Regions from separate parts of the Homo sapiens genome. Here region 2 is linked to region 1. A link is a loop called in an ENCODE intact Hi-C map of the cell type or tissue named here. Cell type or tissue: PC-9. All regions are shown on one strand.

Region 1 (8,000 bases):
AGCTAATTTTTTTTTTTTCTTTAGAGACAGGGTCTCGCTCTGTCACCTAGACCGGAGTACAGTGGTGAGATCATGGCTCACTGCAGCCTTGACCTCCCGGGCTCAAGCAATCCTCCTGCCTCAGCCTCTGGAGTAGTTGGGACTACAGGCATATACTGCAACACCTGGCTTATTTTTATTTTTTAATTTTTTATAGAGACAGAGTCTCCCTGTGTTGCCTAGGCTGGTCTTGAACTCTTGGGCTCAAGCAGTCCTCCCACCTCAGCCTCCAGAGTACTGGGATTACAGGTGTGAGCCACTGCATTGGGCCCATACAGTGTTTTTTTGTTTTGGTTTTGGTTTTTGGTTTTTGAGATGGAGTCTTGCTCTGTCTCCCAGGCTGGAGTACAGTGGGACGATCTCGGCTCACTGCAACCTCTACCCTCCACCTCCCGGGTTCAAGCGATTCTCCTGCCTCAGCCTCCCCAGTAGCTGGGATTACAGGCACATGGCACCAAGCCGGCCCCATACACTGTTTTTTATTAACAAGTTCAAGTTACTGAAATCCAACACAAGGACTTATTAAGCACCTACTATGTGCCAGGTACTAAGTGTTGGGGATACAGCAATGAATAAGACAGACGGTCAGCATTTATGTGGAGATGACTGATCAAACACAGAAATAAATAATTGAAGATCACTATTGATTATAATGAAGGATGAGAAAGAAAGAAATATATAATAGTAATGAGACAGATAGTGGTGGGATGGGGTGAGGGGTGTGCTGCTGCTTTAAATTCCTTGGTCAGGCCGGACTCGATGGCTCACGCCTATAAACCCAGCACTTTGGGAGGCCGAGGTGGGCGGATCACCTGAGGTCAGGAGTTCCAGTCCAGCCTGGCAACATGGTGAAACCCCGTCTCTACTAAAAATACAAAAAATAGCCAGGCTATGTGGTATGTGCCTGTAATCCCACCTAGTCAGGAGGCTGAGGTAGGAGAATTGCTTGAACCTGGGAGGCAGAGGTTGCAGTCAGCCGAGATGGCACCACTGCACTCTAGCCTGGGCAACAGAGCGAGACTCCATCTCAAAAAAAAAAAAAAAAAAAATTGGTAAAGAAAGACCTCTTCTGAGGAGGTGACTATTGAGTTAAGGCCTGGAGGATGGGAAGGAGCCAGTCAAGCAGAGAGCTTGGGGAAGAGCATTCCAGAGGGAGGGAACAGCAAGGGCAAAGGCTGTGAGTGGGAATGTTGGTCAAGCAATAGAAGGAAACCAGAGTCTGTTGAGTGGAGAGAACAGGGGAAGAGTGGTGGAGGATGAGGCCAGAGGGAAAAGCAGAGGTCAGATTTTCTAGGGCAAAGTGCTTTGATTTTACTGTAAGGGCAATAGAGAGCCACTGAAGAATTTAGATAGGGAAATTATGTGATTTGGTTTATGTTTTTAAAGCTTTTTCGACTGGAGAGTAGACTGTAGGGGTGCAGGAAAGGAAGCAGGGAGATGGGTTAGAAGGCAATTTCAGAAGTCCAAAGAGAGCTGATGTTGGCTGGGACTAGCATGGCAGCAATGGAGATGGAGAGAAGTGGTTAGACCTTCAGTGTGTTTTGGAGGTAGCACTGACAGGCCAATTTTAATACGTCTAAAGCTGTGCTGTCCAATACAATAGTCATAGCTACTGTCGCTATTTATTTACTTATTTCTTGTCAGAGACAGGGTCTCGCTATGTTGCCCAGGCTAGCCTCAAACTCCTGGGCTCAAGCCATCCTCCCGTGTCAGTCTCCAGAGAACTTGGGACTACAGGCATGCACCACTGTACCTACCTTCTGGTCACTATTTAAATTTAATTAAAATTAAATAAAATAAAAAATTCAGTTCCTCAGTCATAGTAGCCCATTTCAAGTGCTCAATAGCCACATGTGGCTAGTGGCTACGGTGTTGGACAGTTTAAGTATTGGACATTCTCATTATCACAGAAAATTCTACTGGACAGTGCTGGTAAGGCAAGTAGGACAGTGGTCAGTACATTTTAGGTGCTGAGTAAATAGATATTAAGTATATTCTTTGTATCTCTAGGTCTTTTTCTTTATGTCTTTACCTGTTGAATGAACTCTGTGAAATGCTTCTACTGCCTTTGCGTTATTAAAACAAAATCACGTACTGACTTGACTGCGTCTTCGTACACTATGTCTCTGCTCTTCAGATGCATACATTTGTTCAGCAGATGCTTGAGTGCCCACCCTGTGCTTGGGGTTGGAGGGAGTGGTGGACAGGGCCATAAAAGAACATGATCAGGAAAGATCCCACCTCCCAGGAAGATGAACCCTGTATGGGTGAAGGAAAACCTGGTACTTGAGGTCTCTGAATCCCCAGAGGGAGGAGGGAGTGATTCCAGTGGGGATAGAGGTGGGGTCAAGAAAAAGGTGAGTTTGGATGTGGCCTGGGCTATGTCCTGGAGACAACTGGCCACACAGAACCTTGACCTGAGTCATGCTCCCCAGAGTCAGTTTTGTACATCACAGTTTACAAAGTACCCTCACACATGCCACCCTACCCATCCTTACCATCCTTACAGAGACTGGGGAGGTGCAGGGCCTGGCCAGAACAGGAGCCAGACCTGATGCTGGTCTCTGAAGACACCCTACTCCCCACAGGACTGAGGCCTTTCTCTGCAGGTCACGGGTTTGAAGGTGGCTAGCTTCTCAAAGAAGCCCCATCCCTTCACATCTCCATTGCTGCTGTAACAAAGGTCCCCACCTGATCACCCTGGGGGCTATGTTTGGCTTGTAGGCCTGCCAGGATGGAGGGGCATGCTGGGATGGAGGGGCATGCTGAAATGGAGATGCTGAGGACACTGAAGGGGCCTTCCACAGGGGAGGTCAGCATGCACTTGGTGGCCGGAGACAGCCCCGGTTCTGGTCCTCACCTGCCCGCAACTGCCTTCATCATTCCAGGTGAGTCAAGCTAGGGTAGGAGTCTGGGAAGGAAGAGCATCTCTGTACCTGCTCAAGCAAGTGTGGATCCTGGAGAGGGGATGACCGTTTTCACTGTCCTCCACCTGCCTTCCTTCACATGCCTACACATGCATGGCCGGATTGAGGTAGGGCCACTAGACTCACCTGTGTCGTGTCTATTTGTATATCTGTTTACAGCCAGTTCGGCCACCCTCGGCCTGCCCAGCAGTGCCCTGGATGTGTCTTGCTTTCCCCGGGAGCCAATCCATGTGGGTGCCCCGGAGCAAGTGGCCGGCTGCGAACCAGTTTCTGCCACCGTCCTGCCGCAGCTTAGCGCCGGGCCGGCCAGCTCCAGCACCAGCACAGTGCGGCTTCTGGAATGGACAGAGGCCGCGGCCCCGCCCCCAGGGGGCGGCCTGCGGGTCAGTGTCTGTGGGGATTGGCTAAGCCTCGTAAACCGCAGCCATGGGGCGGGGCTTGCAGGCCCGGAGGCTGGACCTGAGACGGAAGTGGGGGAAGCTGGCTCAGATGATGGGCCCTAGGGGTGGGCTTTGAGTGAGGGACTCTCGGGGCGTGGCTTGAGTTGAAGCACTCCTAGGCCCTGGGGACTATGGGGGCGTGGCTTGGAGTGAGGCACTCTGGGACTGGGCCTGTGGGTGTCTGGGGGCGTGGCTTAGACTGGGGCACCCTGAGTGGGCCTGTGTTAGTTTGGGGGCGTGGCTTAGAGTGGGGTACCGTGGGACTGGGCCTGTGGGAGCCTGGGGGCGTGGCTTAGAGTGGGGCACCCTGGGACTGGACCCCGCAGGTGCTTGGGGGCGTAGCCTGGAGTGAGGGTTTGGCTGGTGTAGCTTGGAGTGAGGCCCCCTGGCGTGGAGTCTTGAGGCCTGCTGAGGGCGTGAGCTGGCATGAGGCGAAGAGAGGGCCATGGCACCGACTCCGAGATGGGTCAAGGACCCGTACGGGAGTCGCAATCCTCAGACCCTCCCGCGCTCCAGTTCCGGATAAGCGAGTATAAGCCGCTGAACATGGCGGGAGTGGAGCAGCCCCCGAGCCCCGAGCTGCGGCAGGAAGGCGTGACCGAATACGAAGATGGCGGGGCCCCGGCGGGAGATGGCGAGGCGGGCCCCCAACAGGCGGGTAGGAGCCCCGCTCCCCAGGCCCTGAGCTGGGCCCTGTGCGGGTGGGGCGAGGCCTGAGCCCCAGAAGGTTCGGGGGCGGGGCCCGGGGTGGTCCTGGGGTGGAGAAGGCTGGAGGAGGCCATCCGATGCGGAGATGGACCGAGGCGGAGGCAGGGCCTGAGGGGGCGTGGGCGGAGCCTGAGTGTGGCTGCGATGGGGAGGGAGGCCTGAGGCCCATTTGGCCCCCGCAGAGGACCACCCCCAGAATCCTCCAGAAGATCCCAATCAGGACCCCCCAGAGGATGATAGCACCTGTCAGTGCCAGGCGTGCGGGCCTCACCAAGCCGCGGGTCCAGATCTTGGTTCCTCTAATGATGGCTGCCCTCAGCTGTTCCAGGAGCGGTAAGGGGAGGAGGTCGCAGCCCTACTTGCTCTACCTTCAGCCCCCAAAGCCTCATTCCTGTTCAGGGGTTAGGAGAGGGGCTGGGTGGTGCAGGGCGGGTGGTTCTTTCCCTAAGGCTGGCCCTTCCTCAGGTCAGTCATAGTGGAGAACTCCTCAGGCTCTACCAGCGCTTCTGAGCTCCTCAAACCCATGAAGAAGAGGAAGCGCAGGGAATACCAGAGCCCATCAGAGGAGGAGTCGGAGCCAGAGGCCATGGTAGGAAGAGGGCAGTGGGGAAGGGAGGGGGAAGCTATAGCCTATGCCTCAATTCCCACTGTCCCCTCCATCAATCCAGATTATGGAGCTGGGCCAGAGAAGACACGCATAATGACTCACTCATCATATTTTGGGGTCCCATCCTGAGTTAGGTCCTATACCTGGTTAAAGGGAAATGAATTAATCACTCTCTTGATTTTCCAGAGCTCCCATCTCAGTTTAGTGTCAAGGTTAAGACATAGTCAGGTGAACTAGCACCCAAAGTACATGTGCAGGCAGCTGGAAAACTCCATCACTGGAGTCCAGTGCCTAGGCCAAAGGCCAGGGAACACCCAGGGCTCTAGCTGCAGAAGCTGGAAGGGACAGAGCATGAATTCTACTGGGCGTGTAAGAGCATCACAAAGGAAGTTTTTGTGTACTCAGTTTCTCTACCAGATAATAAGGAGAGTTGTAGTCAGGCTGTTTAATTAGGATGTGCATGCTCATGTGAGTCTGTGCTCAAGTGATAGGGGGATGTCTGCTGGAGCTGCACTCCTGCTGGCGGCCTAGAAGAAATTCTGCCTGTTTGGGGCAGAACACCACATGGCCAGAGAGCCAGGTAGGGGCCAGGATCAGACCCTAGGGCTTCATCCCAAACCATGAGGAGAAGAAGCTGGGATCAGGCTTGCCTTCTACAGGAGAAGCAAGAAGAAGGAAAGGACCCAGAGGGACAACCCACTGCTAGCACCCCAGAGAGTGAGGAGTGGAGCAGCAGCCAGCCTGGTACGGTGGCTTGTGTGTATATATATTCGTGTGAGGTGTGTATATACCTTTGGAGGTGTGAGGCTGAGAATGTGGGTTATGATTGTGATGGTAGGTTGTACATGCATAAATGAGCATGAGTTAGTGTGTGTGAAAGAGAGAGAGACAGTGAGAGACTATTTTGGGTTTGTGTATTAGTGTATGTATTTTCTTGGGAGTTATATGATGTGTTTGTTTATCCTCTATTATCCAGTCATGACTAGGCCCCAGTGCCAGGGAGATCTTGGCTCAATTTTTGAAGACTTGAGTAACTTTTACTGGCACCACATGTCATTGCTTCTCTTTAGTGGTGGGGCAAGCCTGCACTGGTCATTGGTCTAACATTCCTGTTTGGAACCCTATTCTCACTCTTTGATTCTAAGAAAAATGGAGCAGAGGTCATTCATATCTCCAACCTTCAGGCCTTCTCAATTACCATCTCCACATTCCCACATGACAACTGTCAACTGTAGCTAAGTAGCATACTTGTAATCACATAGATACTGTGTAGCAGTTTGTTTAATGTCTCTCTTCTGCCCTCAAAACCATCAACACAAGGACAGTATCTGTTTTTTTTTTTCTTTTTTAAAATTTTTTAAATTAAAAGTTTTGGAGGGTGACCGGGTCTTGCTCTGTTGCCCAGGCTGGAGTAAAGTGGTGCAAACACAGCTCACTGAAGCCTTGACCTCCTAGGCTCAAGCAGTCTTCCACTTCAACCTCCTGAGTAGCTGGGACCACAGGTGCATGCCACCATGCATGGCTAATTTTTTAAATTTTTGTTATAGAGATGGGGATCTTACTTTGTTGCTCAGGCTGGTCTCGAACTCCTGGGCTCAAGCAGTCCTCCTGCCTAGGCTTCCCAAAGTTCTGGGATTACAGGTGTGAGGTACCACGCCTGGTCGTCTTTTTTTTTTTTTCTTTGAGACGGAGTTTCACTCTGTTGCCCAGGCTAGAGTGCAGTAGCGCCATCTTGGCTCATTGCAACCTCCACCTCTTGGGTTCCAGCAATTCTTCTGCCTCAGTCTCCTGAGTAGCTGGGACTACAGGCACATGCCACCACATGTGGCTAATTTTTGTGTTAATAGAGACAGGGTTTCACCATGTTGGCCAGGCTGGTCTCGAACTCTTACCTCAGGTTATCTGCCCACCTCAGCCTCCCAAGTGGTGGGATTACAGGAGTGAGCCAAGGCACCCAGCCTTTTTTTTAATTTTAATTTTTAATTTAAGAAATGGAGTTTCACTCTATTGCCCAAGCTGGCGTGTAGAGCTGTTCACAGACACACTACAGCCTGGGACTCCTGGGCTCAAGGGATCCTCCTGCCCCAGCCTCCTGAGTAGCAGTGATTATAGGCATGTGCCATTGCACTTGGTTCTTGTATCTGTTTTATTAATCATTTTATCCCTGGTGCTTAGCTAGAGCCTGGTATGGAATAAGTTCTCAATCAGTGTTTGTTCAGTGGATGAATGGATTGAATGGATGATTTTTATGTTGATGGTTTCTCTTGGACTATGGCTTAGTTGCCTCAGTCACTGTCTTTCCCGTCCCACAGAGAACCAGACAGATGAGGTCATTTCTTAGGACATTATCCTGCCTTGATGGATCCAGTGCCAGCTGGAGGAGCCCAATCTGCACCCAGGGCTCTGAACTTTTTATAGTGCTTCTTCCAACTTCTGCCCATTGTAGCTAAACCAGAACTTCACTATTATGTCTCACCCATGGTATTCATATCAGAAGGCAAAGGTTTAGCTCTCTTTGGTTTATGGCCTCTTAAGACTTATGCAGAGGAAAGAAGCAGTGTCTTAACTCCTGTGGGCTCAACTACTGTATCTTACTTAGATAAATAGATTCATAAATCAACATTCTTTTAGCTGGGTCCTGTTGACCAGTACAAATCTTTTGAAGCATACTACTCACTGTCTCAACTGTGAATATTAGTGTGACATTTTCCCCCAACGCCTTTTTTTTTTTTTCGTTTTCCAAGGAAAGAAACTGTATCAGTAGACAGAAGTTTGCATCTATGACTGAAATGTTTTCTCATTTTCAGAGTCTTCTGACAGAAGAATCTGGGGGGTGGGAATGGGGGTTGGGATTGCTTGAGTTTCTTGTATGTGGGAAGAATCTATGTTTGAGCTATACTCTGTTTGGCAGTTTGATGGCCAGCTGTTCAATTCACGTCCCACAGACCTGACATACCTAGTGCTGACGGAGTGCTCCAGTAGTTTAAGAGTTAAAAACATGTGACTCATGTGCCCATTCAGGCCTTCTGTCTCATAGATCTTCTCCTTTTCGATAACCATATTTTGTGAATGATGATTTTCTAACACACCATTGCAAGTTTCTACAACTTACTTAGTCGTTAATAGATATTCTGACTGTGTTCACAGTTATAGTAGTCCCCTTTTATCTGCAGGGAATACATTCCAAGAACCCCAGTGGACGCTTGAAACCATGGATAGTACTGAACCCTATGGATACTGTTTTTTTTCCTATCCATACCTACGATAAAGGTATGATAA
Region 2 (8,000 bases), 690 kb after region 1:
GGCTAGTCACTCTATCCTGCGACTGTCTCAGCAACTGAAGACAGAATGTGTCCACCAGCCAGGACGGCCAACCCCAGGCAAACAGGGTAGAGTAGGAGTTTTCTCTCTTATTTAAGCACTTATTAATATCCTTGAATTTTTGCTTCTTGGCCTCCAACGGCTAAAAAATTTACCATACGGTGCTTTACAAAAAAAGTTTGTCAACCTCTGACCTAAAAGGCAGTACAGAGACAAGGATTTGGAAAAAATGTAAAAGTTAAGAGAGATGACAGAGTAAGTCTGGAATTTCTGAAGAAACGAATACAGAGAACAGAGGACAAGTGATTTTTATAGACATAATGACCAAGAAATTTTCTGAATTGATAAGAGAATCTATGAACACAGGAAATACACTGGAGCAGGATAAAAAGAAATCCACATAAGAGACACTCTGTAGCAAAACTATAGAATAGCAAAGACAACAGGAAGATCTTAAAAGCAGCCAGAGACTAGAAAGATTATTTCCAAATTAATAACAATTGGATTGAAGGTATGCTTTTCAATACCAATGTAACGAAACCAGAAGACAATGAACTGTACCTAATTTAAGTGCTAAGAGAAAATAACTGTCAATCTAGAAATATAATGTCAACTATATCAACTCTATCTTTCAAAACCAAGGAAGAAATAAAGACATTTTCAGATAAATGAAAGCAAAGTACAGTCTTCTGTATCCACGGATTCTACACTTGTGGATTCAACCAGCAGCAGACTGAAAATACCCCTTCCACCAAGTTCCAAAAAGCAAACCTTGAATTTGCTGTGCTCTAAGCACTATGCTGAGTCTGTGTGAGTGAAGTGCTGTGTAAGCATTGTGGTAGGTATTATAAGTACTCTAGAGATGGTTTAAAGTATACAGGAGAATGAGCATAGGTTGTATGCAAACACTATACCATTCTGTCTAACAGACATAAGCATCCTCAGATTTTGGTATTGAGAGGGGCGTGTGAGTGGGGAGGACCTGGAATTGATCCCCCATGGATACAGATGATTGTTATTTACCAATAGGACCTGATGGTATTTAACATCGGGGGCCCTTTCAAATGTATTTATATGGAGTTATACAATGCAGAGGTCCTATTTACTAATAATAAACCTTCACTAAAGAAACTACTTTAGGAAAAAAGTAAGTGATTGTATATGGGAGGTCTGAGGTGAAAGCATGGTGAGGAAAGAAGATATAAGCAAACAGAAAAATCTAAATAAACACTGTCTGCTTAAATAATAATAAAACCTAGTCTGTGAGATTAAGTAACGACTAAAATATTGGGCAACTATATCATGGAAGTCAGGAGATCAGAGGAAAGGGTTTCTAAGGAGAAGGGCTAAATTACCATTAATTTTTGTCTTTGTTAAAAGCATGCATGGTAAAATCAAGGCTAACAACTACTGAAAGAATAGAAACAAAGTGTGCCATTTCCAAACCACTAGAGGAAAAGAACAAACAAAATCCTTGAAAACAATTGTGTTTAAACAATTGGAAAGGAAAGGAGGAGAGGTAAGGTGGGAAAAAAATAGAAAAAAGCAGGACAAATAAAGTAAAATGACAGAATCACTTCTGAAGATACCAATAATCAAATAAATGTAAATGCACTAAACTCAGCAGTTAAAAACAAACTGATCACATTGAATAAAACAGAAAAAAATAAAACCTAGTCATATGCTATTTATATGAAACACAGCTAAAATACAAGAACACAGAACGCTTGAAAGACTAGTAGGCTGGGTGTGGTGGCTCACACCTGTAATCCTAGCACTTTGGGAAGCCGAGGTGGGTGGATCACCTGAGGTCAGGGGTTTGAGACCAGCTTGGCCAACATGATGAAATTCTGTCTCTACTAAAAATACTAAAATTACCCGGGCATGGTGGCGGGCACCTGCGTAACCCCAGGTACCTGGGAGGCCAAGGCAGAACTGCTTAAACCGGGGAGGCGGAGGGTGCAGTGAGCTGAGATTGTGACACTGCACTCCAGTCTGTGTGACAGAGCAAGAACAAGATTCCATCTTAAGAAAAAAAAAAGAATAGAAAAAGACACACAAGCGAAACACTAACTAGAAGAAAACTTTAAGACAAAAGCCATTATGAGGGATTAAGAATGTCACTACATAATAAAAGTTTCAATTCACCAGAAAGAAAACATTCTAAACCTATGCTATATAAATCCAACAAAATAACCTCAAGATACATAAAGCAAAAACATAGAATTTAAAGGGAAAATAGACAAATACACTTCCATGGGGTAGATTTCAACATACATCTCTATTATTTGTAAGTCAAGTTGACCAAAAAATTGAAAAAAAGGTTCCAATAACACATTTAAAAGCCTGACTTAATGGACAGAGAACCCAAGAATAATTAGAGAAGTCCCAATCTTCTCAAACAGACATAGAATATTTGTAAAAATTGACTATGGACCAGGCCAAAAAAAAGTCTCAGCAAATTCAGCAAAAGAAGGAATAGGTCCTCATCTAATCATTGGGTCTTAGGTTCTATATCATAACCTAACTCTTTTCTGGACACTCAGAAAGGAAAATCCAATACTATTATAATATTGGAATAAAAATCATCTCAATAAGAAGCTCTTACCCGTGCCAACTGTCTTTAGATGCACATGTGGTTTTAGGTTTGGTATCATCTGTTGCTGTTCTGACTGGTGCTCTGACACCTGTGCCTTCTCCAACAGACAGAGATGCTACAGACCTGAAGACAAGAACAAAGTTTACAGCTACAAAAAACTGTAAAATGAGGAGAACATATTGTTCTCACTAGCTCAAATACAACTTTTATCAATACATTTTTTTTTCTAGTTTGGGTTTCTCAAAAATTGCTCAGCTTTTAATGTAAATTTTCCTTCAAAACCAAATCTAGAGTATCCCTAAAAGCCCATGGCTGCAAAATCATAAGCCAAAGAATGACTGGTAAGTGTACCCAGCAGCAGGATATAAATAGACTTTCAGGCTGTTTCCCTGGGGCAGATCAGGCCTTATGGCCAGAGAATGCTAATGACACTGACCATTTATCTTATGCGGGCAAACCAGAGTCATGGAACTAAACTTAGTTTAGGAGACTCCATCTAACTTAACACTGAATACATTTTCAAATATTATGCAACTTTTAGAAAAATATTCTAACTTTTGCAACAAATGAACTTGAAATATTACTCAGAGTTAAATCCTTGCGGTTTAAAATTATACAGATAATATGGGTTCCCAGTAAAGAACGTGAAAAAATCTAAAAGCAAGAAAAACAGAATCATCCATACCTCACAACCCAGAGACTACCAACATCAAACATTGGTGGAAATCCTTCCAGACTTTTTTCACACACACACACACACACACACACACACACACACACCCCTCCTACTATACATGCTATGGTGTTGACAAAAATTCTTTAGAAAGCGACATTAATCTACTAAAATGAAAGGATGTTCAACAAAACATAATTGAAAGTAAAAAGTAACTGGGAATAACCTAAATATCTAATAGAAAAAAAATACTGTATTTCTAAATTATGGCATATCTATATGGCAAAATGTTGGGAAATTATTAGAAATTAAGTGTACAAAGAACTTTTAATGATATGGGGGAATGCTTATAAGGAGAAAGCAGCATGGTTAAACACCTATACATATATTATGATCTCAACTATGTAAAATAAGTATAGGCTATCATGAACCAGTGGTCTAGATGTTAACAGTGGTTACGGTAAACTGTGATTTTTACTTCTGTTTTTATCCTGTTTTGTTTTTGTAAATTTTTCTATAATAAGCATGTATTATGTTACAATCAGATAAATAGGATATTGTTTTGTAATAAATATATAGAGATTTGTCCTAATAAGACAAATACCACTAAGGAAAACCTGTTGAACAGGATCATGCTAAATTCCTGGCAAGGCCTGGTTAGTTTATGAGTCAATCCTCAGATATCCCATTTGTAAACTGGCAACAATATAAAACAACTAGAATGTATGATACACTACTACACAAGTCTTATTCTGCTTAGTCATGCTAATGACTCACCCCTTCTCTTATTTCATTTTCTCAAATATTCTCCTTCCCTTCTTATAATTTTACTCAAGGCAGAATATATGCTACAAATATAATTTTACTCAAGGCAGAATACATGCTACAAATATATAATTTTTTTTCATTTCAGCTTTTACTTTAGATACAGGTGGTACATACACAGGATTGTTCATGGGTATACTGGACCCAGGTAGTGAACACAGTACCCTATAGGTAGGTTTTCCACCCACATTCCGCTCCTGCCCTCCCCACGCCAGTAGTCAGCGGTGTCTATTGTTCCCATGTCCACGTGTGTTCAATGTTTAGCCCCCACTTCTAAGTGAGAACATGCAGCATGTGGTTTTACAAATACATAATTTTTGACCATATATTTTGAAAAATTTTTAAATAATGTTCCAAGTAATTTTTAGGGATACCAAAATGGCTTAATTTTACTTTTTTTTTTTTTGAGACAGGGTCTCGCTCTGTTGCGCAGGCCGGAGTGCAGTGGCATGATCTCAGCTCACTCCAACGTCCAGCTCCCGGGCTCAAGTGATCCTCCTACCTCAGCCTACAGAGCAGCTGGGACTACAGGCACGCACCACCATGCCTAGCTAATTCTTTGTTTTTTTGCAGACGGGTTTCACCATGTTGCCGAGGCTGGTCTCAAACTCCTGAGCTCAAGTGATGTGCTCACCTTGGCCTCCCAAAGTGCTGGAATTACAAGCATGAGCCATCATGCCCGGCCTGGCTTTATTTTACATTTCAACTTCTTAAAACATCAGGAAAGAAGTCCGTGTATCAAGAGTTACTTATACAAAATTACACACTAAGAGATTTGTATGTATAATTGTGGGTACACATTCCTAGTATTTTCCTGATATAAAAAAATTATTCCTATATAAGAAATCACAAAGGATACACTGCAGCCACAATCTGGAACTCTCTGCTTCTCTGCTTTGCTTCTGTTTCCCAAGACAATTTATCAAAGTACTGATATGAACTGGCAAGTTGACCATATTAGAAAACCATCAGGAGGAAAGATATGTTTTTGAAGTAACATGGAAGCAAATATGAGCACCTATAACATCTACTGTGCAAATCTATCAGCATAAATCTTCTCATTTGATAGCCCAAAAATAGTACTAGCAATAGGCAGGTGGCTGTAACAACAACTAACATCTAGTTTTCACTTTGTGCTAGGTACTGCATGCATTTCTTCCTATCGCCTTCAAGGTACCACATAAAGGATGGTTAAGAGCAGAGGTTCTGGGCCAGACGCAGTGGCTCTCGCCTGTAATCCCAGCACTTTGGGAGGCCGAGGTGGGTGGATCACCAGGTCAGGAGATCAAGACCATCCTGGCTAACACAGTGAAACCCCGTCTCTACTAAAAATACAAAAAATCAGCCAGGTGTGGTTGTGGCCGCCTGTAGTCCCAGCTACTCGGGAGGCTGAGGCAGGAGAATGGCGTGAACCCGGGAGGCGGAGCTTGCAGTGAGCTGAGATTGCGCCACTGCACTCCAGCCTGGGCGACAGGGCCAGAATCCGTCTCAAAAAAAAAAAAAAAAAAAAAAAAGAGCAGAGGTTCTGGAGACAGGCTATCTAGGTTCAAATCCTGGCTCTGCAACGTCCTACCAATGTGACTTTTAGCAAGTAATTTAATTTGTGTGAGTCTCATCTGTAAACTGAAATGACAGTAGTACCCATGTCCTAAGGTGTAGTGAGAATTAAATAATGCGCACAAAGTACTTAACCCAGTGTTGAGGGCACAGGAAGTGAATAATAAACTTTAATGATGATGATTATTACTTGTGGGTGTTCTACTCTGAGCTTCCAGTGTTTAGTTTCCATTTATGAAAAGAAATTCTTATATCCATTAAAAATGTTGATTTATTTTGGCCTGGGAGAAAGAATTGGTGTGAGAAGAGTCTTACACAGAACATTTTGCAAAGGGTGAAATACTAACATTCAGAGAGCAGCTGGTATGCAGGTGCTCTAATTAGTTTGGCCAAAGGGTCCAAGGTTATTGATCTCAGTGACAGAACCCTCCTGAATAGAGGTTTCCATAGTGATAGACTGAGCAATCACAGACCATGAAATCTACAATGTCTTCATAGATTTCCACTGAGCCAACCCACTTTTAGTGAAAAATACTGTGATTCCCTTGAGATGTATGATAAAATCCCTAGTGGGACACCGCTTGATAATCTTTGATTAAAAAGAAGTGGGGGGGAAGCCCTCCTCAAAGTGAACGAAACCAAAACACCCAACCTGGGAGGGCAAATGAACTGCTACTTTTCAAATTTAACCAAAGGGTTTTCTTTTTAAACTAAAACAATACTGTGCAGAATCTGGAAGAATGTCGCACTATTAGCATTTATATCTTCTTTCAATAATGAGAAATATTAAAAGAGGAAGAGCTTTTTAGGGAAAAGGGACTATTTAAAATAAGTAAACAAATAATTCCAAATAATATATTACATATTTAATTACCCTGATGCATCCACTCTTAATTTTTTGAAAGCAGTCTGTAGACTCTCCTCCTCTCCATCCTTGGCTTCGGATTTCATTGTGCAAGTTTTTACACTACTTATCGATGTTCCTGTTTACACTAAAAAAGAAAATAAAGTGAGCAAAGTAAAAACAGGTGGGATCAAAAGTATACCTGTTACCATTACTGTTAGAAAAAAAAAGCAAATTTTTATTTCAAAAAGGAAGTTTCAGTGTAGATAACTGGAGACTATAGGTTTTATTTCTTAAAGGGAAACAAATGAAATGATACCAAAAATGGATATGTACTATGACAGAATATAAACTGTTCACATACTTGATGCCAAAATCCTATTACACAATTTTGGAAACTAGATGATCTAAAATCTATGTTTCAGTATACATACTTTTTAACGGGAATCTCCCCAGTTGGTCTAGAAACCTATGAACAAAATGACATCAGAAATAAAAGGGAATAGCTAAAATTATAGCACTCTGATTCTTTAAAATGACACTGAGTATTTGTCTGGCCTAACCCTAGTTAAGTATAACTTTCATGACACATGATAGCATTTCTCTAGAGCAGTCCTGACCCAGACAGCTATGTTCACAGGAAGACACGTTTTAGAGAACAAGACGTTACCACTGTGAAAGCAGAATTAGAAATGCACTCTACCAGTAAGGTTGATACTTCCATTTGTGTTTTTCTTCATAGCCTGGAATAGTGTAATTAATTGTTAAACAAGAAAGAAAATAAATGAACTATACACTTGCAACCCCCTAAAAACTTCATTGTGCACATGAGTGGAAAAAGAAAAGAAAACAAACAAACTTCTCTTTAGCCTAAAGAAAGGTTGAAAGTAAAGAAAAAAAACAGAAATGACTATTGTGTAGACGCACCACTAAATGATCTCTTAACTAGTTTGATTAATCAAAGTCCTCCATATTTTCCACCTGATTTTTATATTTAAACAGAGAAAGGTAGATGAAGAACCAACCAAAGCAACAAGAAACACAACAGAGAAGTCTGTTAATAAACCCTTGAATCTAGTCTCCAAATTATTTTTTCACTCAGGGTTATTAGTACCAAATTTTGAATACAAATTAAGCAAACCAGCATCTATGAACATATCAGAGAGAATCAGAAGAAAAGTACCACAAAAAAAATAGAAATAGAGAATATTTGAAGCAAAAGGTTCACTTCACCTCTTTATTTCTAAGCCTTTACCCGCCCCCCCCCGCCCCCACCCCTCTTGGGCATTCTCAGAGGGAGCAGTGCCTCTCCAACGGCCCTTGGGTCCTCTCTGATTCATATCTGCTCGTTTCTCAAGGTGGCTCCGAAGTTATTGTGAGACCTCTAATATTCCAAAGGTCAAGGTGTCATAATGTTTGATATAAAGTAACCATTATATTATTGTAGTACCAGCGCAAAATAAAGAGGCAAGGAATCAGGACTT

The links. Hi-C counts contacts between places; a loop is a spot of excess contacts. Peaks named below come from ENCODE experiments on the same cell type or tissue, not always from the same donor. Only the 100,000 strongest peaks of a DNase experiment are listed, where the experiment ranks them.
Region 2: it touches region 1 in a loop (21-fold over the local background); 1 of 110 quality-filtered maps calls a loop at or near these places.

What each region holds. Positions count from the first base shown.
Region 1 is chr20:43,510,713-43,518,712 of GRCh38, forward strand. It overlaps L3MBTL1 (L3MBTL histone methyl-lysine binding protein 1), which reads left to right. Exons shown (of 22, transcript NM_001377303.1): 2 at 2,764-2,927; 3 at 3,126-3,349; 4 at 3,923-4,064; 5 at 4,297-4,447; 6 at 4,580-4,703; 7 at 5,381-5,465. The coding sequence starts at 2,792. Among named protein-coding and RNA genes, the nearest start is that of L3MBTL1, 7.0 kb to the left of the region's middle. RefSeq lists a silencer at 4,062-4,151. In PC-9, CTCF peaks have their summits at 3,821 and 4,027; a DNase peak (open chromatin) is centred at 3,559; H3K4me3 peaks cover 2,224 bases.
Region 2 is chr20:44,200,335-44,208,334 of GRCh38, forward strand. It overlaps OSER1 (oxidative stress responsive serine rich 1), which reads right to left. Exons shown (of 4, transcript NM_016470.8): 2 at 6,547-6,664; 3 at 2,627-2,740. The coding sequence starts at 6,623. Among named protein-coding and RNA genes, the nearest start is that of OSER1, 6.4 kb to the right of the region's middle. RefSeq lists an enhancer at 3,396-4,595. In PC-9, no CTCF peak of the experiment used is centred here; a DNase peak (open chromatin) is centred at 3,967; H3K4me3 peaks cover 2,997 bases; H3K27ac peaks cover 5,584 bases.